Regions from separate parts of the Homo sapiens genome. Here regions 1 and 3 are each linked to region 2. The links are chromatin loops, found by intact Hi-C in ENCODE. Cell type or tissue: heart left ventricle. All regions are shown on one strand.

Region 1 (8,000 bases), 140 kb before region 2:
TGTTGCAGGACAGGACTTCCATGTTTGAAACTGACCTGACCCACTTCCGAATTTTAGGAACTCAGATGTTGCATCTGTGCTGACTGCCTGTTTCCAGTACCTCCTGGGTTCTTGAGTCCAGCTCATGCTTGTTAAGAAGCTCTGAGAAGCTGTCTCTGAAAACAGAGGCCTCTTGTAGCAAAGACAGACCAAAGATTGGAGTGAAAGATTGCTGGCTGTCTTTCTATTCTCAGGGACTAAGTACTTAATGCACAAGGGCTGACTTTGAGATGTACAAGGATGGACTTCGTGCCCATCATGATCTGGGCTGTCCCTGGGAACCAATTATACTATCATTTACTTAATATCTTTCTTTAAGTTGACTCACTCTTGTTTTTTACTTAAATATCTACTTTAGTTTTGTCCTAAGCAAGAATGTCCACAAAATCACAGGTTGGATGCTACTAATTATATATGTTTTCTAATACCCCTCAACATAAATAATTACTAATGAGATGAAAAGCAATTGTCTGTGCACTATCTAAAAGCCATCTGCACATGCCACTCTGCGTGGGGTGACAGATTCAGCAAAGATCCTTTCTTGTCTTGTAAACTCACCAGATTAGATAAAACACCTTCCCACTTGTGACTTAAAGACAACTGGCCCTACTGACCCCTCGGCCCCAGCTGCCATGCTTGGCGGCTTCCTTACAAGACTTGTTCTGTGGGTTTCTCCACTGCTGGCTCTAGGATGATATAGGCCTCCATCCCAGCAGCCTGACACATGTCTTGCCAACTGATCCGGAAGACCCCAAACTCTAAGACAGAAGATGTGGTCATAGCTGTGAGGAAAACCTTCCTGTTTATTCTTTTCTTTGTGAATGTCCTTTTCAAGGAAAAACAAGTGTACATCTGGCCTTTGGAGGACCCATCTTGTCATGAGGCCAGAAGGGCTCCTGGTTTGTCATTTTCTTGTTCACCTGCTAGCCAAGCACCACATTTTGGTTTGAGAGGTGACCACATTTTGCGATGGCTAAATCCTCTCTGCCCAGCTTCTCTGTATGGATACAGACACTCATGGCAAGAAACCTTAAACATGCAAGAGCAGAAGGGTTCCACAAACTACGATACAGGCACACAATGAGGTATTGGGGAGCCATTAAGAAAAATGGTTAGTTATTATTATTATTATTATCATTTTTGAGATGGAGTCTTGCTCTGCCTCCCAGGCTGGAGTGCAATGGCGCAATCTTGGCTCACTGCAACCTCCACCTCCTGGGTTCAAGTGATTCTCTCTGCTTCAGCCTCCTGAGTAGCTGGGATTACAGGCGTGCACCACCATGCCTGGCTAATTTTTGTATTCTTAGTAGAGATGGAGGTTTCACCATGTTGGCCAGGCTGATCTTGAACTCCTGGCCTCAGGTGATCTGCCTGTCTTGGCCTCCCAAAGTGCTGGGATTACAGGCGTGAGCCACCATTCCCAGCCAATTATTTTTGTTTTTTTAAAAAAACTATGTTAGGCCAGGCATGGTGGCTCCTGTCTGTAATCCCAGCACTTTGAGAGGTCAAGGTGGGAGGATCACTTGAGGCCAGGAGTTTGAGACCATCCAGGGCAATATAGCGAGATCCCACCTCTACAAAAAATAAAAACGTTAGCTGAGCATAGTGATGCATGCCTGTAGTCCCAGCTTCTTGGAAGGCTGAGGCGGGAAGATTGCTTGAGTCTGGGAGTTTGAGGCTGTGGTGAGCTATGATTGCACCACTGCACTCCAGCCTGGGCAATAGCAATAAAAGAACATAATAATCACTGGAGACTTGAGAGAGTAGGAGAGGGGTTAGGAATGAGGAATTACCTAATGGGTACGCTGTACACTGTTACACTGAAAACCCAGACGTCACCACTAGGCAGTATATCCATGTAGCAAAACTGCATTTGTTCCCCATAAATTTGTAAAAATAAAAAATAATGACTGAGTGTGGTGGCTCACACCTGTAATCCTAGCACTTTGGGAGGCTGAGGCAGGTGGATCACTTGAGGCCAGGAGTTTGAAACCAGGCTGGCCAACATGATGAAACCCTGTCTCTACTAAAAATACAAAAAAAATTAGCTGGGCATGGTGGCGCACACCTATAATCCCAGCTACTCGGGAGGCTAAGGCAGGAGAATTGCTTGACCCTGGGAGGCAGAGTTTGCAGTGAGCCGAAATCACACCACAGCACTCCAGCCTGGGTGACAGAGTGAGACTCTGTCTCAAAACAAACAAAGAAACAAAACAAAAAACAAAAAAACCATGTGGGTTTATATGCATCTATGTGCATAGGAAAAATAACACAGATGGCATTAACCAGAACGTTTATAATGATTATCTCTGGGTAGCAGGATCTTGAGTTATTTTTAAGAAATTGTTTTAGTTTATCTGTGCTTTGTAACTTTCCTACAATGAACATATATTGCTTGCATCATAAAAGTAATAAATGAGAAGATAATTTTTAATAGCAAAATGGAAAAAAGCTTATAATAGAATGCTGCTTGAAAAAAACCAGGATTCTAAGTATATGAAAAAATCTATTGTTAGGCAAAGATAGTTGTAGGGAAGCAGGAAATACAGACTTAAAAAAAAAAGTTAAGCTTCCAAGAATTTTTTTGTTTTGTTTATTTTAGAGACAAGGTCTTGCTCTGTTGCCCAGGCTGGAGTGCAGTGGTGCAATCATAGCTCACTGCAGCCTCAAACTCCCTGGCTCAAGAGATATTCCCACCTCAGTCTCCCGAGTAGCTAAGTAGCTGAGACTACAGCTGTGTGGCTTTTATTTATATTTATTTATTTATTTATTTATTTATTTATTTATTAGAGACAGGGTCTCACTATGTTGCCCAGGCTGGTCTCAAACTCATGGTCTAAAGAAATCCTTCCGCCTCGACCTCTCAAAGTGTTGAGATTACAGATGTGAGCCTCCATGTCCAGCCTCCTTCCTTGAATTTAGGTACAACCCTGGTGTAAGGATCTGGGGAGATGCTGGATGGGTTGGAATTAAGTTTCTACTATTTGGCAGAACAGGGGTTTGTATAAGAAGTTAAGATCGGATGCGCATTTCAACTTGCATTCTGATATTTGTACCTGTTTTCCAAAATTGTATTACTTTTATAGTTTAAAAAAAAATTCAAAAAAGAGGCTGGGCACGGTGGCTCATACCTGTAATCCCAGCACTTTGGGAGGCTGAAGTGAGCAGATCACTTGAGGTCAAAGGTTTGAGACCAGCCTGGCCAACATGGTGAAATCCCGTCTCTACTGAAAATGCAAAAATTAGCTGGGCATGGTGGTGCAGGAAGGTAATCCCAAAAACTCGGGAGGCTGAGGCAGGAGAGTCACTTGAACCTGGGAGGCGGAGGTTGCAATGAGCTGAGATCGCACCACCGTACTCCAGCCAGGGCGACAAAGTGAGACTCCAGACTCAAAAAAAAGAAAAAGAAAAAAGAAAAATACATAAAAGCAACCAAAAGGGAGAGCGTTCAATCAACTAGAAAAATCTGCCTTGGGTCTCTAGCAGCCTGACAACTCTTTTCATAATTTCTGGACCTGTCCTGCTGGGGATGGAGTGAACCAAAGAGGGATTTCAGAGGAGGTGGCTGCACCAGAGCTTGCATTTCCTGGATGGCTCCTTTCTCCCATACCCTTGTTGACAGAGTCTTATTGCTGTGTTTGCTTTCCTTATTGCCAGAGCACTCAGCTGCACCGGGCTTTACCCTGTATGAGTACAATTACACAGGAAAACACCCTGCCCACCAGGCCCCATGCCAGGAGCCATGTCATTGTGTCCCAATGGACAAAGAGGACTTGGGGGGGTGCCAATGGTGAGCACCTAAGCCCATCCCCAGAAATGGAAGTGGCCACTTGCCCAGGATGGGTGGTGTGTGTTGACAGCCAGCAGGGAAGAGTGTGGTCAGTTTCATCTGCTCCCTCCCTGCCAATGCTGGAGGCAACTTGGAGAGGGTAGTTTCTGCCAAGCCTTGAAAGATGCCAGGGGCGTGTGTGTGTGGGGTGGGGTAGGATGGGTAGAGGTGGAGAAGGGAGGTGGTTGTTCCATTGGGAATAAAATGCGGTATTCCAGAATAGAGTCAGAAAAATAAGGTCAACCTGATAATGTTTGGAGGCTTATGTAGGAGGACAAGCTATAGTTTCTTTTTCTCTGTTTCACTTTGAGAAACAGGAATGATCCTATTATTATTAAAAATGTGCCAGGGGCCAGTGGCTCAGGCCTGTAATTCCAGCACTTTGAGAGGCTGATGTGGGAGGATTGCTTGAAGCCAGGAGTTCCAGACCAGCCTGGGCAATATAGTGAGACCACCATCTCTAAAAGCAACAACAACAAAAAACAAAAGAAATTAGTTGGGTGAAGTGGTGCATGCCTGTGGTCCCAGCTACTTGGGAGGCTGAGGTGAGAGGTTCGCTGGATCCCAGGAGTTCCAGGCTGCAGTGATCTATGACTGTACCGCTGCACTCCACCCTGGACAACAGAGCAAGACCCTGTCTCAAAAAAAAAAAAAAAAAGTGAGCTTTTGAGTTAGACAGACTTGGGTGGCATCTTCATCCCATCTCTTACTGGCTGGGTGGCTGTGTGATCTTGGCAAAATCGCATCACCTCTCTGAGCCTCAGTTGTCTCATTTGCAAATGAGGCCAGCAATAGTACCTCCCTCCTTGCGTTTTTGTTTGGTTTTCAGTGAGGGTTAAAATGCATATAAAGCTCTCAGCATCCTGTTGAATGAAGGTTGGCTACTGTAATTCATTAGGGAGAAAGAAGGATGAAATGTGTAGGTGGTTGCTGAGTTTAGATACTTAATTGCCTTAGAAAGGACTGATGCTGGAAGGGGAATTTCCCAGCTTGGTAAATGAAAGATTCAGTCTTTGGCCTGCACTTCCCTGAGGCTTAGCTGTCTATGTCATGCTCCTGTCAGAAACTTTCAAGGGCTACTGGTGTCTATAGAATAAAGGCCCCTCAACCCTTAGCTGGCTTCTAAGACACCTTGCAACCTGGTCCCAGCCTAGATGTCTCCTTTAATTCCTTGCACTTTCCTTTACAATGGGGTAGTGGTTAAGAAGTTGGGTTCAAACCCCAGTTGGGTCACTTACTCACTGTGTGACCTTGTGGAATTTACTCACCCTCTCTGTGCCCTGGTTTCCCCATCTGTAAAATGAGGGGAAAATAGTACTGAGTTCATTGAGTTGATGTGAAGATTAAATTGTAAATATGAAGCACCTAGCACAGTGTCTGGCATGGAGAGAGATCAGTGCCTATGAGAGGCTTCTTATTTGCATATACCCATGCAACCACATGCTGGAGCCCTTGGGTACCCTGGGAATTCCCACCACCACACTTTCACTCATGCTGTTATTCAGTCCTGGAGTGCAAAACCTTTACCTCTACCCACAAATCCTCTACCTTTTTCTAGGTGCAGCTCCAGTGCCACCTCCTCCAAGAAGTCCTCTGTGAATGGAGGTCATCCTCCCTCCTCCGTAGCCCCAGTTTTTTTTTTTTTATTGAGATGGAGTTTCACTCCTGTCACCCAGGCTGGAGTGCAGTGCTGTGATCTCAGCTCACTGCAACCTCTGCCTCCCAGGTTCAAGTGGTTCTTCTGTCTCAGCCTCCCAAGTAGCTGGGATTACAGGCATGCGCCCATGGTGATGCCGAGCTAATTTTTTTTTTTTTTGTATTTTTAGTAGAGATGGGATTTCACCATGTTGGCCAGGCTGGTCTCGAAACCCTGACCTCAGGTGATCTGCCCACCTCGGCCTCCCAAAGTGCTGGGTTACAGATTACAGGCGTGAGCCACCGTGCCCAGCCCTCAGAATATTTTCTGAGGACCAATAATGTGGATGGAGTTAAGACCACTGAACTGCACACGTAAAAATGATCACAGTGTAAATTTTGCTATACACATGTATTTTCCACAATTAAGTATTTTAAAAGACATATTGAGCATTTAAAAACTCACAAATCATCTTTAATATTGATTATATGTTGAAGTAATATTTTGGATATATGGGTTCAATGAAATATATTAATAAAATTAGTTTGATCTGTTTATTTTTACTTTTTAAAATGTGGCTATGACAATTTTACATTGCTGGACTGGGCATAGTGGCTCACGCCTGTAATGCCAGCACTTTGGGAGGCCCAGGCAGGAGGATCACTTGAGGCCAGGAATTCAAGATTAGTCTGGGCAACATAGCAAGACCCTGTCCCTACAAAACATATAAATTAAAAAAAAAAATTAGCCAAGCATGGTGGTGTGCACCTATAGTCCCAGCTACTCGGGAGCTGAGGTGGAAGGATCGCTGGAACCCGGGAGGTCGAGGCTGCAGTGACCCGTGATCATGTCACTGCACTCTAGCCTAGGTGATAGAGTGAGACCTTGTCTCAAAAGAGAAAATGAAAAAAATTTTAAATTGCTTATGCCATTCCGATCTGTGGCTTGTGTTGTATGTATGTTGGATAGTGCTGACCTAGATCAATGGCTGGCACTGTAGGCACTTAAATGTGGGCTTAATACGGGAATGAATACAGTTGCAGCCAAATAGGTTCTTTTCAGGCATAAAACAAACAAACAAACAAAAACTGTTGTATCTGGAAGGCTCCAAGGGAATGGGAGAGAGTTTGTGTCGGGGCAGTTTACATAACTAAATCATCATAATTAATATCTATTATTATTATTTGAGACAGGGTCTCACTCTGTCACCCAGGCCAGAGTACAGTGGTGCTATCTTAGCTCACTGCAACGTTTGCCTCCCGGGCTCAAGCGATCCTTCCACCTTAGCTTCCTGAGTAGCTGGGACTATAGGTGCACACCACCATGCCCAGCTAATTATTGTATTTTTTCTGTAGAGGCAGGGTTTTGCCATGTTGTCTAGGGTGATCTCAAACTCCTGGACTCAAGCGATTCTCTTGCTTCGGACTCCCAAAGCGCTGGGATTACAAGTGTTAGGCACTGCGTCTGTCCAATATCTATTATTACGCTGATGATAGCAGCCACCGTCCGCGGAGTACCTAACGTGCCAGGAACTGTCATGGCACTTTAAGCCATCATCTCATTTAATCCTTGAGTCAATGCTCCGGGGGGTCATTGCCTCTGCAGCATAGACAGCTGCCCAAGGTCACTCTGCTGGAGAGCAGAGAGCAAGGGTTTGCCTGAAGGCCTGTCCAAGCCTCCTAATACCCCTGCCTTTCCCAGGGTCCAGGCTCTGTGTGCTGTCTTGTCCTATGGGACTTGATGGCCCTGCCTGGGATGGACAGCAGACACCAGCCCTGCTCACACCCCCACTCACAGGCGGGGCCTTCAGAGGAACAGGGAGCCCCAGCCAGAGGCAAGCAGATGATGCTGTTGAGAGTCCAGGAAGGAGGCCAGGCGTTGTGGCTCATGCCTGTAATCACAGCACTTCGGGAGGCTGAGGCAGGTGGATCACTTGAGGGTAAGAGTTCGAGATCAGCCTGGCCAACATGGTGAAACCCAGTCTGTACTAAAAATTCAAAAATTAGCTGGCCATGGTGGCACACCCCTGTAGTCCCAGCTACTTAGGAGGCTGAGGCAGAATAATCACTTGAACCCAGGAGACGGAGGTTGCAGTCGGCTATCATACCACTGCACTCCAGTCTGGGCGACAGAGCGAGACTCTGTCTCAAAAAAATAAAATAAAATAAAGTCCAGGAAGAGAATTCAGCAATTCATAATCTCTGATCTCCTTAAGCTCACTCATCTAGATCCGGCCACCACCACTCTCAAGTTCAAGGACTCTGGGAAACCGGCTGGGGCTTAGGTGGTCATTCTTGTTCAAGGCAGTTGAGGAGATGGCTCTGGGCCCAGCCTGACCCAAGAGAGGGCCCTGCCCCGTCCCTGAGGCTGCAGCAGCCACAGCTCTCTGTGGGGGTGTGGCCTTCCCCTCCCATCCCTGGGGCTCCAGGCCTGAAGCTGAAGGCCAGGGCCTACCCACGACTTCATACCTGGGGCTCAAATTTGTTTGTATAGAGG
Region 2 (8,000 bases):
ACTGCAGGAAAATCCAGCTTCCGGAAGTGGACTTTGATGGAAACTGAGACAGTATAGAAGGAGAAGACGAGGAGGGCGCACTGCCAGAGGATGAGGGCCACGGCAGTCAGTGTGAACCCGATCCAGAGGAGGCGGCGCAGACGGCCGCGGGACACCACGATGCGGCGACAGCCATGGGTGTTGGTGTTGAGGCAGTACCACCGCATCAGCTCTTTAATGGTCGGCGCCTGAGGGCCCGTCACGGGCAGATTCTTCTTGATTTTGGCTTTGATCTTCTCTCCGGGTGCCATGGCGAGGATGGGACTTTGAGGACGGGACTCTGAGGACGGGCGTGCTGGAGGGGCAAAGAAGAGAAGCAGGTGAGCTGGCAGGCACTAGCCGGCTAGTGTGTCCCTGGAGACCACAGTCTGGGAAACACCAGTCCATGCGCCCTTAGAGACCTCCTTCCTCTGTTCCTCTGTGGCTTAGGCACTTTGCATTCTGAATCCTTGGCCCCTTTTCCACGGGACGTTTGTTTTTGGCCACCACAGCTGCCAGAGAAGCTGCCTACTTCTCTTACGGCCCCCAGGCCTAGCCGTGCGGGGGCTGGGTGAGGTGCAACCTGCGAAGCGCTGGCTGGACAGGCTGCAGGACCTTTCCCCGGGTTCCTGGGCAGGAACTCTGGAAGCAGCCCCATCAGCTCTCTTATCAGGCAGGGGTACCCGTGCCTTATCACCTCCAGTAGCCCGCCTTCCTCAAGGGCAGCATTCCTATCTCATTATGCCCCCTGGTTCCTAGCACAGTGTCTGGCACAGAGCAGTGCTCGGCAGATTGTAACTGACAGATGAAATCTGCCAAGAAAATTTCCCGGCAGCCACCTTAGATCATGTTCCTGGCTGCATTTTCCCCAGCCTTTTCTCTGAGGCTTTATTATAAGTGAAACGATTTCTCTTTTGTTTCTTCTCTTTACAGTCAAGCTCTTAATGTTTCTAGATCACCTGATGTAACAATAACCTGCAACTATTGGCCACTTAGTGTTTGCCAGGCATTGTGCCATATTTCCTTGATTCTAAGATACCATTAATTTAGAGAATGCCCTTGATTTAATAACAGCTTTGGGGGAGAGTACCAGTATTGGAAGGCAAATTATCACATTCATCAATGTGCACGATGCATCTCAACTATACAAACTTTACAATGAGAAATAATTTTAGAAATGAACTAATATACTACATAAAAACTCATTTCATGTTTATAATATATAGTCTCATTAGTCTCATAAGTAAATTTGTCTCTCTCTATAAATATACACATAGCCTACATATATTTCCTTTTGTGTTTCAATAATTCCATGAAGTAGGCATGCTATTATTATATCCATGTTACAGAGGAGAAAAATGGGCTCAGAGAGGTTGAATATCTTGTGTAAGATGATGCAGCTGGTTAGTGGAGGAGCTGGATGGAACCCTGCAGCCTTCACCGCTATGGCATACGCCTTTGAGGGGCCTGGTAGTACGCTGGGTGCAGGGAGTTAATTAACAATACCAAGAACTAAAGGTAGGAGGAAAGAGAAGGAACACAGCTATTTAATTTCCAAACTCTGAACAGTGCACATGACCACTTCCCAAGACTTGTGAGCACTAGTATTGGGGGTGGGGGATATATGAAAACTGTGTCGTCCTATGCCTTCTACAGTGACAAAGGCAAATTAGGACATATCCTAGGGCATACAGGGTGGTCCCCAGGACCAGAGAGGACCCATGTCTGTGACTTCGATGTGCCCCATCAAGATTTTTAGGCAGTATTCGGAACCTGCAGAGTTATGTCTTTTTTTCCCACCCTGAACCCATGAAATATGGGCTAAAATTGGAAGCTGGGGCAAAGCTAGGAGGCTTCCAAGCTTATGATGCTAGTGGGTTTAAGGCCTCAGATGGAAAGGAAATGGAGTGCTGGGCATGGAGGTGAGATGTCCAGAGCAGACAAACTGCTCTAAACCCTCCATAGATTGATATGATTTTGCTGGGATGAAGAACACCATCAAAATGATGCTAGTAGCCTCTGGGCAAGAGGAATATAATTTATTTTTTTATCACTTAAAATATTGCCTATCCTTACCTCCTCCCTCACTACAATCCAAAAAAATAAAAAATGAAATAAAGAAGAAGGAAAGAAAGAAAAAAATTAGCGAGAGTTTGTTTTTAAAATCTAGGTCCAGGTTCAATTGCTTGTCAAATAAAACTGCAGCCCTCCTCTGTGAATGTTCAACAGAAGCTGTGATTCTGGAAGCTCCTATCCCCAGCTCTCAGGGGTACCTCTGCCCCATCAGCCCCTTCCCCAGAACCGACCTTGACCCCAATGGATCAGTCGACAATGTCAGAGGAGCCCCCAAGTGAAGGAAGGGAACTGATCTTGCTCTTTGCAAAACAGATAAAATATTCATATAAATAATATTTCAACTTCAAAGCAAAACAAGACTGTAGCTACCATTAGATTATGCAGCCTGAGCCAATGTGATACCCTTGGTGGAAGAATTACTAGCTGATACCCAGCACTTACTCTTCTAAGTACTTTGCAGCTGTCACCTCATTTAATTTTCACGATAATCGTCTGAGGTAGGTATCACAACCACCTCCATTGTACAAATGAAACAGACGCTGACAGGTTAAGTAGCTTGCCCAAGGTCACACTAGAAAGTGGCTGAGCTGGGATTTGCACCTAGGAGTCCCTTTAACGACTAACTAGGCTGCTCTTCAATCATTAATAATAATAACAGCAGCAGGGAAAGCAGCAATAATGGCAGCTATCACTTATTGATCCCTTTCTGTACTCCCAGGCATCCCACTCAGTCCTTTTCACACACTACCTGATTTAATCCTCACTACAGTTATATGAGGTGCTATTACTTGGCCCATTTCACAGAGAAGGAAACTGAGGCACAGAGGTTAGGTAATTTGCCCAAGACCACACAGGTAGAAAGGATTTGAAGGATTCTTTAGAATTCCAGGGCCCTGGCTCATCGCAGCGGCTCCGTGCACCCCCTCCTCACCTACCACCGACTTTGCCTGTCCCCCATCCCACAGTGCAGGACCCCAAAGCTTGGAGAGGGATGAGAGATTTGCCCCAAGTCTAGCGTTGGGTTCGCTGGACCGGAGAGTTCCCGATCAGTGCCCGTCCCGAAGGGCGAGTCCTGTGCAGAAATCACTTGAACTCAACCTCAGGGCCCTGACCCGAGCTCCTGCCGAGCGACCCCGCAGCCCTGCCCTCCCTGCGCGGAGCGAGCGGGCGCTGTCCTGTGGCGGAAGCCACGTCTGCCCCGGGGGAGCGCCGGCTGAAGGCGCTGGAGCGAATCCAACCAGCCCACTTCAAGTGTTTGCTTCTTTCTGCACCAAGTCACCCCGGAGAAAGCATTCCAGAGGGTAGAAGGAACAGTAGCGGACAGGTCCACGCGACTCACCCCGGCAGGGAAGGGGGCTGAACAGGCGCTGGGCGGAGAAAAGAGGCCAGGTGTGGCCCGGGACCCCCAGACCCCCGGACTCTGAGTGGCTCTCGACTGGCTTCGTGCTCCGGGCCACGGCGTGGGTAGACCCGGGAGAGCTGGCCGCTACCGCCCGGGCAAGGTGTCCCAGCATCCCGGGCACCGGGAAGCCGCCACCGGCTGATGCTGGCTCGGCCACCCACCGCGCTGACGGCGTCCGACGCCCTGGCGCCCGGCATCCGCTCCAGTGCCCAGAACCCCCGAGCTGGTCCGACCCAACCCGGCTGAACTCACCTTTCGGTTCCAAAGGGTCCAAGGCTCGTGCGGGTGCGCTGCTCCTCTGCTCGCTCTCGGGCTAGCATCCCCTGGCAGCGCCACCGCGGGCTCTTGTGGGCCGGCCAGGCCCCGCCCCCTAGGGACCCGCCTCCCCAGGCCCCGCCCCCACCTGCCCAGGTGCTTTCCCCAGGCCGCCAGGCACCTGAGACCGCCCGGAGCGGGCCACGACTTCACAACGCCCCCTGGCGCCCCGAAGCCGCCCTGCGCCCCAGCCCGGCCGCGCTGCGTCTTCCTGGGCCACCGCGCAGTGCCTGCTGCCGCCCCGAGGCCGCCCTGCCATCCTGCATTCCCGCTGGGTCTCTGCGGCACTTACCCCAAGGCGCCTCAAAGCGCCTGCTGCCCCCTATTACTGCCCCGCGACTTCCTTCCACTCCCGTCCAGATGGCAGGTGCCTGCCCTAGCACCAGCAGTAATCCCACGCAGCCTCGCTCCTCGGACTCCCTCCAGACCTGCAGCTTCAGTGCCCACCAGCGTCCGGCTGTAGGCAGCAGGGGCTGTTCAGCCAGGCCACTCATCCTTTGACCTTTTCAGCTGCTTCTTTCTCTTTCTTTCGTTATTTCCTCCTTCCTTCTTCTTTCTTTTCCTCTTTCCTTCTTTTTTTTTTTTTTTGACGGAGTCTCGCTCTGTCGCCCAGTCTGGAGTGCAATGACGCTATCTCAGCTCACTACAACCTCCGCCTCCCGGGTTCAAGCAATTCTCCTGCCTCAGCCTCCCAAGTAGCTGGGGTTACAGGCGCGCGCCACCATGCCCGGATTAATTTTTGTGTTTTTAGTAGAGACGCGGTTTCACCATGTTGGCCAGGCTGGTCTCAAACTACTGACCTCAGGTGATCCACGCGTCTTGGCCTCCCAAAGTGCTGGGATTACAGGTGTGAGCCACCGCGCCTGGCCTGTCCTTCTTTCTCTTTCTCTCTTTCTTTCCTTTCTTTCCTCCTTCCTTCCTTGCCTGCCTGCCTGCCTTCCCGCCCGCCCACCTTCCTTCCTTCCTTCCTTCCTTCCTTCCTTCCTTCCTTCCTTCCTTCCTTCCTTTCTCTTTCTTGCTTGCTTGCCTTCCTTCCTTCCTTCCTCCCTCTTTCTTCTTTCTCTCTCTCCCTTCCTTCCTTCCTCCCTCCCTCCCTCCTTTTTCTTTCTTCCTTTCTTTCTTTCTTTCTTTCTTTTTCTTTCTTTCTTTCCTCTATTTCTCTCTTTCTTTTTTTAACAGGGTCTGCCTCTGTCACCTTGGCTGGAGTGCAGTGCTGCAATCATAGCTCACTGTAGCTGCCAACTACTGGGCTCAAGCGAGCCTCCCACTTCAGCGTCTCAAATAGCTGGAATTACAGAGGTAAGCCACCTTTCCTAGCTTCAGCTGCCTTTTTATAGGGACTCAGATAACTACAAGAAACGAGATTAGAAAACTGCAATTGGGAGGGACCATAGAGACACAGCCCCTTTGTGCCGGGGAGAAACTGAAGCCCAGAGAGAGGAAAGGATCTGTTCTTACCTAGAGCTTCTCAGATTTGAATGTGGTTACAATCACCTATGGATGTTGTTAAAATGCAGATTCTGACTCGATAGGGGTGGAGTGGGTCTTAAGAGTCCGAATTTCCAAATTCCTAGGAGATGCCTTGGTTGCTGGTCCAAGGGCGGTTTGCCCAGGTGGATGGAAACAGGTCCAGCATTATTGGAGAGAAATTTAAAGAAAATCCTCTAAAAAATCTCAGCTGCTTCTTCTAACAATATATGCTCATTGCAAAGAATTAAAACAATAAACTGTGCCCCCCCCTCCCCAAATAAGCATGGCTAACAGTTTGGTTATTATTTGGTGTGTGTGTATGTGTGTGTGTCCACACACACATATTAGTTTTATATATATACACATACATATATAATGGGATTTTGAAACACACACTGTTCAAATTCTATGTTTGTTTTGAATGACAATACACAGTTATATTCTCACTGCAAAATAAAGCCAGCTTTTTCTTCTTTTTGTCTTTTAAATTATTTATTTATTTATTTATTTTGAGACAGGGTCTTGCTCTGTCACCCAGGCTGGAATGTAGTGGCATGATCATGGCTTACTGCAGTCTCAACTTCCTGTGGCTCCAAGGATCCTCCCACCTCAGCCTCCCAAGTAGCTGGGACCCCAGGTGCATGCCACCGATACCCAACTAATTTTTTTTTTTTTTTTTTTTTGGTAGAGAAGGGGTTTCACCATGTTTGCAAGGCTGGTCTTGAACTCCCGAGTTCAAGGGATCTACCCATCTCAGCCTCCCAAAGTGCTGGCATTATAGGCATGGAATTAGGCTAGATTCAAGTTAAAATTTATATACAGTGAAACGCACAATTTTTTTGTTTGTTTGTTTTTGAGGCAAGGTTTTGCTCTGTCACCCAGGGTGGAATGCAGTGGTGTGATCATAGCTCACTGCAGCCTCCAACTCCTGGGCTCAAGCAATCCTCCTGCCTCAGATTACAAAATAGTAGCTAGGACTAGAGGTCTGTGCCACCATGCCTGGCTAATTTTTTATTTTTGTGGAGATGGAATTTCACTATGTTGCCCAGGCTGGTCTTGAACTCCTGGCCTCAAGAAATTTGCCTGCCTTGGCCTCTCAAAGTGTTATGATTGCAGGCATGAGCCACTGCACCTGGCCCAAAATGTACAAGTCAAGGAGTTTTGGTAAATGTGTACACTCCTATGACCAACACCATCTGATTCTTCAGTACAGAGTGGTATTGCCTCTAAACCACTCCTGTCATCATAAGACCATAGGCAACGTCCTCTCCTTCTTGAAGCATCAGTGTTCAGATTTATAAAATATACCTAGAATCTACTTCTCCCCACCTCTGGGGCCACCACCATGCTCTAATTGATCATTGTCTCTCACCCGAATCATTGCCATAGGCTCCTCACTAATCTTGCTAATTCTGCCCTCCACAGCCTCTTGTCAATAAGCCAGTCAAAGAGATTCTTATTGAATTAAGGTTAGATCATGCCATTTCTCTATTTAAACCCATTCAGTGGCTTCTTGCTTCATTTATAATGAAAGCCAAAATCCTTATGGTCATCTGCAAGGCCCTCCATCATCTGACCCTGTTGTCCCTCTGCCCTCGTCTCTTCCTACTCACACTCGCATATTCTGCTTCACCTTCACTGGCCTCCGTGCCATCCTTGCATATGACTATGACCGAACCTAGCCTTAGCAAAGTCATTTGGTTTCAGGCAACAGAAACAGACTCAAATTAGCTCAAGCAGAATCAATAAATTATTAAATGGATGCAGGCAGGGCTCCTTTACAGAATCCAAAGAAACACAGAGGGTCTCAGGAGAATGGGAACCAGGAAAGGTCTGGATCTCTCAGGAGGAGGATTTTGTGGTCTTTTTTTATTTTTATTTTTACTTGAGACAGGGTCTGGCTTTGTCACCCAGGCTGGAGTGCAGTGGTGCGATCTCGGCTCACTGCAACCTCCACCTCCTGGGCCCAAGTGATACTTCCCCCTCAGCCTCCAGAGTAGCTGGGAACATAGGCATGCACTGCCACACCCAGATACATTTTGTGGGTTTTGTAGAGATGGAGGTCTTTCTATATTGCCCAGGCTGGTTTCGAACTCCTGGGCTCAAGCAGTCCACCCGCATTGGCCTCTCAAAGTGCTGGGATTACAGGTGTAAGTCAGTGCGCCTGGCAGAGGATTTTGTGGGCTTTCTTGAATTTTCAAAGCCTGTCTTAGTCTCATGAGTCCTGAAGATAAATTTGATTGGCCACTGGCCTGCCAATGAGCTAGTTTCTTTGGCTCAGGTGTATTCATTCCTGGTCCAATCAGCTAACACTGTGAGGGTAGGAATGGGTAAAACAAATATGACTGAAGAGATTCACCACTACTGGTAAATGGGAAATTCTCAGATCATGTGGCTGTAAGTGAGGAAGAAACCTTAAAACAAGTGAACCAACATTTCCCTTTGTTTTCAAAAAAACACTTCTGGTCCACTTAGGAAAAAGCAATATAGATGAGACTTACATTGCCCCCTAAATACTAAGATTTTAGACTTGCTTGTCGAGAGCAATGGTGTAGAAGCCATTTGCTTGTTTTTCTGCCAATATCCATTCTTTTTATTCTAGAGACATCCCTGAATTTCCTTTGGAGAACCATTCAATCCTATCCACACCCCCCATCCTCATTCATGTGGTTCAACTTAGGTTGACCCCCATCTCTGGCTCTAGCAAATCAGCTTATCT
Region 3 (8,000 bases), 220 kb before region 2:
TCAAACAACAGCTGTTGCTTATTTCGAAGATGGACGTGAGTTTCTCACTGACCACATCAATTTTTCCCGGGTCCTGCCTCCAACTCAAGCATACTGAGTGTGGGCTTAACCCTCCCTGTTCCAAGAGCTTTGGGAAGATCCCGCTTTAACTTTCCCAAGCCGGAAAGAGCCACTTTCCAATTTCACCTCATTGCTTAGCATGAATTTCTTATCTTTATTGTAGTTACTCTGATACTTTATTCACAGGCGGTTCTCAGGATTATTAAAATTGCTTGATTAACTTTCCCTATTTGGAGCAGCAGAGAAGTAATAGAGATTATGTGCAGCTTCGTAGGTTAGGCCAGGTCAGAAGAGCTAATTGTCTTTTGAGATTGAATTATTTTCACACCACACGAATCATTTCTGGAGAATTGGTTCTGGAACTTTACTCAGGGGAGTACCTTATCAGAATTGAACTTGTGTTTTTGAGGGGGCTTTGGAGGGTTCTGTTCCTTTCTTTCCTTGATACCTTTTCTGTTTGGCTGTTTCTAGAATCGACTCACTTTCCTTTCCTCACACCCTCTTCTCTTTTCTGGTTGTCCGAATTATTTTTCAAGGCATTGCCTGTTCTATTTTCTCTACTTGCTGTCTTTCCCCTGCTCCAGATCTTGTTACTTTCCTTTTGGATTACTGGGCGGGACAGCCCCCTGGTTAATGTATCTTACTGACCCTTCAGGGCCATTTGGATTCCAGTTATGGGCCTTTAATAACCAAGAGATCTTTTTACAAAATGACAAGAACTCATCTGGCAAAATCAAACGTGCTCTCCTTTCTGCCACCCTCTAGAAAGCCTGCAAGGCTGGGAGTCCAGGGCTCCTGCATGGTCTCAGTCAGGCCTCACCCCCTCACTGGGAGTCAGGATTCCCATCCGTAAAATTGCTCAGTTAAACGACATGATCGTGAGGTTCCTTCTACCCTTGAAGTTTGTGATTTTCACTCTTTATGATTTTTCTGTGCAAAATGCCATGAGATCTATTTCAATCAGATTTTGTATTTGTAGCGCAGAAGGGGACGTAAAGTGGAGGAGAGCTGTAGCAGAAATGAGGCGGGTGCCATCACATGGCTGAGTTATTCCTTCCTCCGTGAGCCTCCGTTTCCTCATCTGTGTGATGGGGATATAGTAATTCTTATATAGATTGATGAGGATTAAGTGAGATTTTGTATATTGATAGAATTTAGCATAGCACTGGCCACAGAGTAGATGTGTAATAAGTGGTAGTTTTCTTCTTTTCTGTGATTCTCATTTTTAAGAAGAATGACTTACTTGATTTTTTTAAAATAAAAATTGTATAGGTATTTATTTTTAGAAACTCAAGCAATACAAGAAAATACAAAAAAAAAAAATCTAATAAATACCTCCAAGATCCCACCATTGAGAAATAATCAGCGTCAGCAGTTTGATGTCCAGCAACCCAGACATCTCTTTCTGCACGCCTATACATGTTAAAGGCTGATTGGGCATCAGTGGATAGATCTATAGGAAGAAATGGAATTATACTATAATGCTGTTTTTAAGAAAAACAAGATATGCACAATATAATTTTATTTGAATTTAACCAGAAAAAAGAGACACTAAATGAATCTAAAGGAATTATTGAACTTGAGACATTTTTCTTTTCTTTTCTCTTTTTTTGAGACTGAGTCTCACTCTGTCACCCAGGCTGGAATGCAGTGGCACAATCTTGGCTCACTACAACCTCTGCTGCCTGGGTTCAAGTGATCCTCCTGCCTCAGCTTCTCGAGTAGCTGGGACTATAGGCGCCTGCCACCACTCCAGGCTAATTTTTGTATTTTTTGGTAGAGACGGGGTTTCGTCAGGTTGCCCAGGCTGGTCTTGAACTCCAGACCTCCAGTGATTCACCCACCTCGGCCTCCCAAAGTGCTGGGATTACAGGCATGAGCCACCAAGCCTGGTCGAGATTTTTTTTTTTTCTCCACGAAAGATACTCATTCCCCAGAAGCTCTCTCCAAGGTTATGAAAAAAAGATTATGAGTATGAAGAGATTGGAGTTGCCATTGCTTTTTGTTAATCCTGTTTCCATTGCAGACAGATACTGATACATATGATCCATTGAAAAACGAAAGGATTAGCTTTCTTTGTCTCTCTCCTGTCCCCTCCCTCACCTGCAGATTGGGTTGTTTGTATTATTTTTATTTTGTCAAAGCTGACGGTACTGACCTTCTGTTCTGAAACCTCAGTGCTTCCCAGCTTAGTTCTACATTTAAACAGGGGTGGTGCTTCCCCCGTCCTTTTCCCTCTACTTCTGCATTCCAGAGTTCATTATTGATGGTGGAGTTCCTGGGTGCTTGGCCCTACCTTCTCATTCCGGCTTCACCACAGCACCGTGGCCCCTTGGGAATGGGCGCAGGTGGCTTTGGAGATTAGGAGGAGCACTCCGAGGGTGCCAGCACACAATACCAAGGCAAACACTCTGGCCTTAAGGATTTGAAAATTAAACCCTGGTCATCAAATGTTTGTTTTCAGCATTTGCTGGTAAATTCTATTGCCCTTTTATATTCCGAGACTACAAACCAACGCTATATTTGATTTCAAAATGGATTATTGAAGTTTACCTATTTTACCTGGTGACAGATGGATAGAAAAGCCCATTTGAAGGACACTTTAAATAAATTTTGAACAATTAAAAAATGACCTGCAGCATTTCCCTATTGCCCTCAAGTGACATTCTCTGCTGTTTTCCCCCCCCCCTTTTTTTTTTGAGACAAAGTCTCACTCTGTTGCCCAGGCTGGAGTGCAGTGGTGTGATCTCCACTCACTGCAACCTCCGCCTCCTGGGTTCAAACACTTCTCATGCCTCAGCCTCCCAAGTATCTGGGACTACAGGCAAGCGTCACCACACCCGGCTAATTTTTGTATTTTTAGTAGAAATGGGGTTTCACCATGTAGGCCAGGCTGGTCTCAAACTCCTGGGCTCAAGTGATCCGCCCGCCTCAGCCTCTCAAAGTGCTGGGATTAGAGGCATGAGCCACCGCAGCCAGCCATCTGCTGCTTTTTAAGCACCCTCCTATTTCAAGCCACTCTGTCTTGCGCTTCTTCCAAACTTCTTTCCCACTCCAGCTGTTCTTTCCCTCTCTCCTCTGCCTGTTCATGTTTTGAGGCTGCTCCTCCTGCCTCCCCTTTGAGGCCTTTCCTGGGGCCTCCAGGCTGCAGTCCCTGGGATGGATGGCAGCAGTGCTTGTCTTCGCCCTGCACATTGTTACCTGCTCTTGGTCTCCTGGAAGCCGTTGCTTCTCCCCACACTCTGCTTCCCAGCCTGTCACCATCTGGGCTCCCTTGCTGCACCCCTCTTTGCCGACAAACCACCAAGGATTGCTGTCCCTTCCTTTTCTCTGTGTCCCACACCTGTTTCCACAGGGGATTCTCATCATCTCTGAGCTGTTTTTGAGCTTTTCATCTGCCCCCCACCCCAATTTTCTGCAGAGCTGCTGTATTCACCTTCACAAAGCATTGTTTTGGTTTTATCTCTCCTCATTCAAAACCCTCCCCAGGGCTAGTCTGATTGTCTGTTTTTAGCAACTTCTTATGGACCTTTTCACGCATACACAGAAGTAGGGAGAAGAGTATAAGGAACTCCATATACTCATCACCTGCTCCAACCATGATCCACTCCTAGCCATCCTGTTTCATACATACCCCCTCATCTGAAATAGAAGGACTCTAAAAATAATCACAGTACCATAGTCAACCCTAAAAAAGAAAAAGAAAAGGAATTCCTAATGTCATCAGTGTTCAAATTTCCAGTTGTTTTATAAATGGCATAATTTATTTTAACCCTTTGAGTCAGGATCTAGGATCCAGGATCCTGCACGTAGAGATTTATTGGGATGTCTTTTTTGTCATTTTTGAATGGTAAGTTTCCTCTCTCTTTCTTTTTCCCTTGCAATTTACTTGTTCAAGGTAAAGGCTTTACTTAGCCTGGTGTTTAAAGCTGTGCCTTCTCCCTCCAGCCTCTGTCTGCCTCTGTGTACCGCATACATCCTATGGCCAGCCGCTTCTCTAATCGCCCTGAGCTCTTCTTGCTCCTTGCCTCTGACACCGAGAGCTCTAGAAGTGGGAGGCAGCACTCATGTGTCTGCAGGGGGGAGAGGGGAGGGGCCAGAACAGGATAGGAGGTGTGGGGGTGTACAGGGTGGGAGTATGTCAGGGGGTCTTGCTTCCCCAAGTAGCTCCCTTCTAGAGAGCAAGGAGCAAATCTTACATTTCTTTGTCTCTTCTCTGCAAAGCTTAGCACAAGACACTCGACATCCTGGGTACTTGGTAAATGTGGATGGTTGGCGTGTTCCTTCTCGCTGGATTGGGAGTTAGCTGGAAAAAATGTAGGCTCTTTTGAGACAAAAGAGCATTCGCAGGCAAGAACAAAGAGTCTAGAAAACTGTAGGACAAGGGTTGGGGGCACCTGGGGTGGGGAAGAAAAGAGCTCATTTACATCAAAGAAAATAAGACCGAATCAAGTGGGCGCTAGAGAGCACGGGGAGGGCTGCCGAGGCTGAGCCTGGGCTGGGAGCCCAGGGTTGGACATGGTCATTCCTTTCCCGGAATGCTACTTAAAGGATCAGGCAACCGGATCCAACATCAGGTGGCTGCAGACAGCAGTTCCTACATGACCGCCGGAGTCACTCCCGGAGTTCAGCCAGAAAGGGCCTTGTTTTCCAGGGCTGGCTTTAGAGTGGCTCAGGTTGGAAGTAAGAAGCGAGATTTTTGTGTGAAGGTGTGCCACTCTGAAGTCTGTGAGCACATGTGCACAGGTCCTTTACCCAACTCTATATAAACTGCTGGGAAGGCTTCCACAACAACACGGAAGATGTTTCCACTCCAAATGGCAAGAAACACGTGTTAGTGCTGAGGTTCTCCTCGCACAGGGGGACTACAGAGAGGCCAGAGGGGCAGCTGTTGGGGTTTGGAAGTGCCGTCCCATCCCCATCCCTCTGAGTTCTGATGAGTTGAGAAACAGATCCAGAAGGTGGTGAGAAATAAAGCAGCAGCTTTAGTTGAGGTAAAGCAGTATTGCCGATGAGGCTTGGCTCTTCCTGCAGCCAGAGGGGCTTCCTAGGTCTCCCTCCCAGATAAGAGACTGACACGTGGCCTCTGTGGGGGACCTCAGGGTGCCCTGTTCTCCTTAGGGTGCTAAGGACCCACGAAGTAGTGAGGCTGTCTGCACCCAGCACCTCTCTACACAGTGGCCCCGCTACGCAGAGAAACTTGGACCAAAAATATCCAACTTTCTCCTGTTACAATCTCAGCGAGATAAATGAAAGGGATCAGTTCCCACCCCACAGTTCAGCCAATGTGGCAGTTCCTGTTTCATGGACCTGCAGGAATGCGGAGAGAGAAATCGTTGCCTTCTGTATGGCGGGCTTCCAGGTGAAGCTTTAAAGAAGAGAAGCCCCTGCCTGCTGAGTGGTGGAGGCTCCAACGGTCAGCTCCAACCAAAGACAGTGCCTCCAGGGAAGGCCATGTTCTTCTTGTGTATTTCTGGGTGGCGTCTTCACAGCTGCCTGGCTGCTAGGTACTGATTGTGTCCTCTCGTTCCACCCTTAGAGCTGGAATACGGCTGGCATCGGAGAAACCCTCACAGATGAACTGCCCGCCTTTAGTCTCACCCCTCTCGAGTACATCAGCAACGTAAGAGCTTCTGTGTGCTTCTCCAGGGTGGTCCAAGTCTTTCAGACCTTCCTTGTCTTTTGATTCTTGCCCTTATAGTCATTTCCCCATGGGTGCTATCTGACCCTTTTGGGTAGCCTGTGCTTTGGGGTAGTCTGCACCCAGATCCTGGACTTTAAGAAGATCAGCAGAGCCACATGGCGATTCCAGACCCCAGCACATTCTCACTCCTTCACCATCTCTCCCTATATGAGATGTGGCCAGTACCTGAGGGCGTCAGAGTTGAGAGTCTAATGGGAAATTCTGACTTGGGAAGACAGGAGGCAGATGGCCAATTCTTCTCTGTGACTTTCAGAAGAGTAGTGTGTGTTTGTGGTTGTGAATTCAAATTCAGCCAGCTTTTAGTGATCACCTACTATGTGCCAGGCTCTGTGTGGAGTGCTTTCATGTTTAACTTCATAGCAACAAACAAATCTCTTCAGAAGAATTGCAGTTATAGAGGCTTAATATTAAAAGAGAACAGAATAAACCATGCAGGGGAATGGGGGCACGTGGAGTCCTTGCTGCCCTCCCCATTCACCCCTGGGAATTGACAGTCACCCAGACACCTGCACATGGCCTTTCCTTCCGTTACTTCCTGCAGTCTAGCTCAGGTGCTCTTAAATGTCAGTGCGCACAAGAAACACTATAGAGGAGTAATATGTGCCAAACCACACTCACCTCACACAATGGGAGATTTCTGAGACTTTTCAAGGTGATTTCTGCCTTACGCTCTTGCCTTAGAATCCAACCCCTATGTGTAAGTTGTGACTCTGCCAAAATGACTAGAAAGGAATTTTAGAAGTATTATAAATGTTAGGCTGGGCATGGTGGCTCATGCTTATAGTCACAGCACTTTGGGAGGTAGAGGCGAGAGAATTGCTTGAGCCCAAAAATTTGAAACCAGTCTGGGCAACATAGGGGGACCCCGCCTCTACAAAAAAGTAAAAAATTATCCAGGCATGGTGGTGTGTCCTGTGGTCCCAGCTACTTGGGGTGCTGAGGTGGGAGAATCGCTTGAGCCCAGGAGGTCGACGCTGCAGTGAGCTGTGATTGCACCACTGCACTCCTGCCTGGGCCACACAGCAACCCCCTGCCTCAGGAAAAAAAAAGAAAAAAGTACATGTTGTATAATTGCAAGAAGTGCATGGCAGTCCCTCTGGCAGGCAGTGAGGTGGCTGGCTCTCTGCTCTCTGTTCATTTGGGGCAGTATCAAGTCTAAAACAACAGTCATTTCCCTTCTATTTCCCAGGGCACCTGATACCCTCTACTGATGAAACTGTTAAGATGTGGGTTGGTCTTTACAACCCATGGGAATAATCTGATTTTATTTTTATTTATTTATTTATTTTTGAGATGGAGCCTCTGTCACCCAGGCTGGAGTGCAGTGGCGCGATCTTGGCCCACTGCAACTTTGGCCTCCTAGATTCAAGTGATTCTCCTGCTACAGCCTTCCGAGTAGCTGGGATTACAGGCGCCCACCACCACACCTGGCTAATTTTTCTATTTTTAGTAGATACAGGGTTTCGTCATGTTGACCAGGCTGGTCTCAAACTCCTGACCTGAAGTGATCTGCCCACCTTGGCCTCCCAAAGTGCTGAGTTTACAGGCATGAGTCACTGTGCCCGGCTGAATGATCTGATTTTAGAGCAGAGATAGTATGCTTGCAGTCTAAATTGATTCAGAAAATGATGGTGCTGGAAGGGACCTGAGTGGCTACCAAGTTGATTCTAAAGTTGAAGAAACTGAGGTCTAGAGAGGGAATGAGGGCTAGGAGGAGTTTCCAGGCCCGGGCCCTTCCCTGCCTGCTGCTGTCCTCCTGAGCTGTACGGAGGCTGATGACCTGAACCCAGGAAAGGAACACCTAATTGAACACGTACTGTGTGCAGAGACAGTGCCAGGTTGTTTAGTGGCTGGGCCAGATCATGTCCATGAGACAGGTGTGGCAGCCCTCCTTCACAGTGGGAGTGGGGCTGGGAGGAAGCAGCGACTTACCCAGTGGCTGCTCTGTTAGGACGCCAGCTGCTTTACGTGCATAGCACACGTATTAATTCTACCCTCACCACAACCTTTTGAAGTAATATGAGGTCATCCTCATTTCAGCGATGATGATCCGAGGTCCTGACAGATTAAGTTGCCCAGGTTCTCACAGTGATAGAGCCAAAACTCCAACCCAAGTCTGTCTGACCTCAAAACTTTTCATTTTTCCCAAGTCAGTGAGTTAACCCAACCAGGATATCAAGAAATATTGATTGCATATGTGAGAATAGTAGACAAATACCCACAGGTGGGATGCTAA

The links. Hi-C counts contacts between places; a loop is a spot of excess contacts. Peaks named below come from ENCODE experiments on the same cell type or tissue, not always from the same donor. Only the 100,000 strongest peaks of a DNase experiment are listed, where the experiment ranks them.
Region 1: a loop joins it to region 2, with 2.7 times the contacts of the local background. A loop is called at or near these places in 4 of 110 quality-filtered maps.
Region 3: a loop joins it to region 2, with 3.0 times the contacts of the local background. A loop is called at or near these places in 4 of 110 quality-filtered maps.

Annotation. Positions count from the first base shown.
Region 1 is chr16:23,320,715-23,328,714 of GRCh38, reverse strand. All of the region lies in intron 1 of SCNN1B (sodium channel epithelial 1 subunit beta), which reads right to left. Among named protein-coding and RNA genes, the nearest start is that of SCNN1B, 22 kb to the right of the region's middle. In heart left ventricle, no CTCF peak of the experiment used is centred here; a DNase peak (open chromatin) is centred at 3,784.
Region 2 is chr16:23,178,562-23,186,561 of GRCh38, reverse strand. SCNN1G (sodium channel epithelial 1 subunit gamma) reads right to left here and starts at 3,817. Exons shown (of 13, transcript NM_001039.4): 1 at 3,749-3,817; 2 at 1-334. The coding sequence starts at 290. RefSeq lists enhancers at 1-308, 309-810 and a silencer at 3,846-4,095. In heart left ventricle, CTCF peaks have their summits at 3,804 and 4,004 (motif pointing left); DNase peaks (open chromatin) are centred at 3,201, 3,601 and 4,021; H3K4me3 peaks cover 1,139 bases; H3K27me3 peaks cover 4,459 bases.
Region 3 is chr16:23,395,729-23,403,728 of GRCh38, reverse strand. COG7 (component of oligomeric golgi complex 7) reads left to right here. Exons shown (of 17, transcript NM_153603.4): 13 at 1-35; 14 at 5,600-5,683. Among named protein-coding and RNA genes, the nearest start is that of COG7, 53 kb to the left of the region's middle. RefSeq lists an enhancer at 3,687-4,610. In heart left ventricle, a CTCF peak has its summit at 4,521; a DNase peak (open chromatin) is centred at 4,595; H3K27ac peaks cover 401 bases.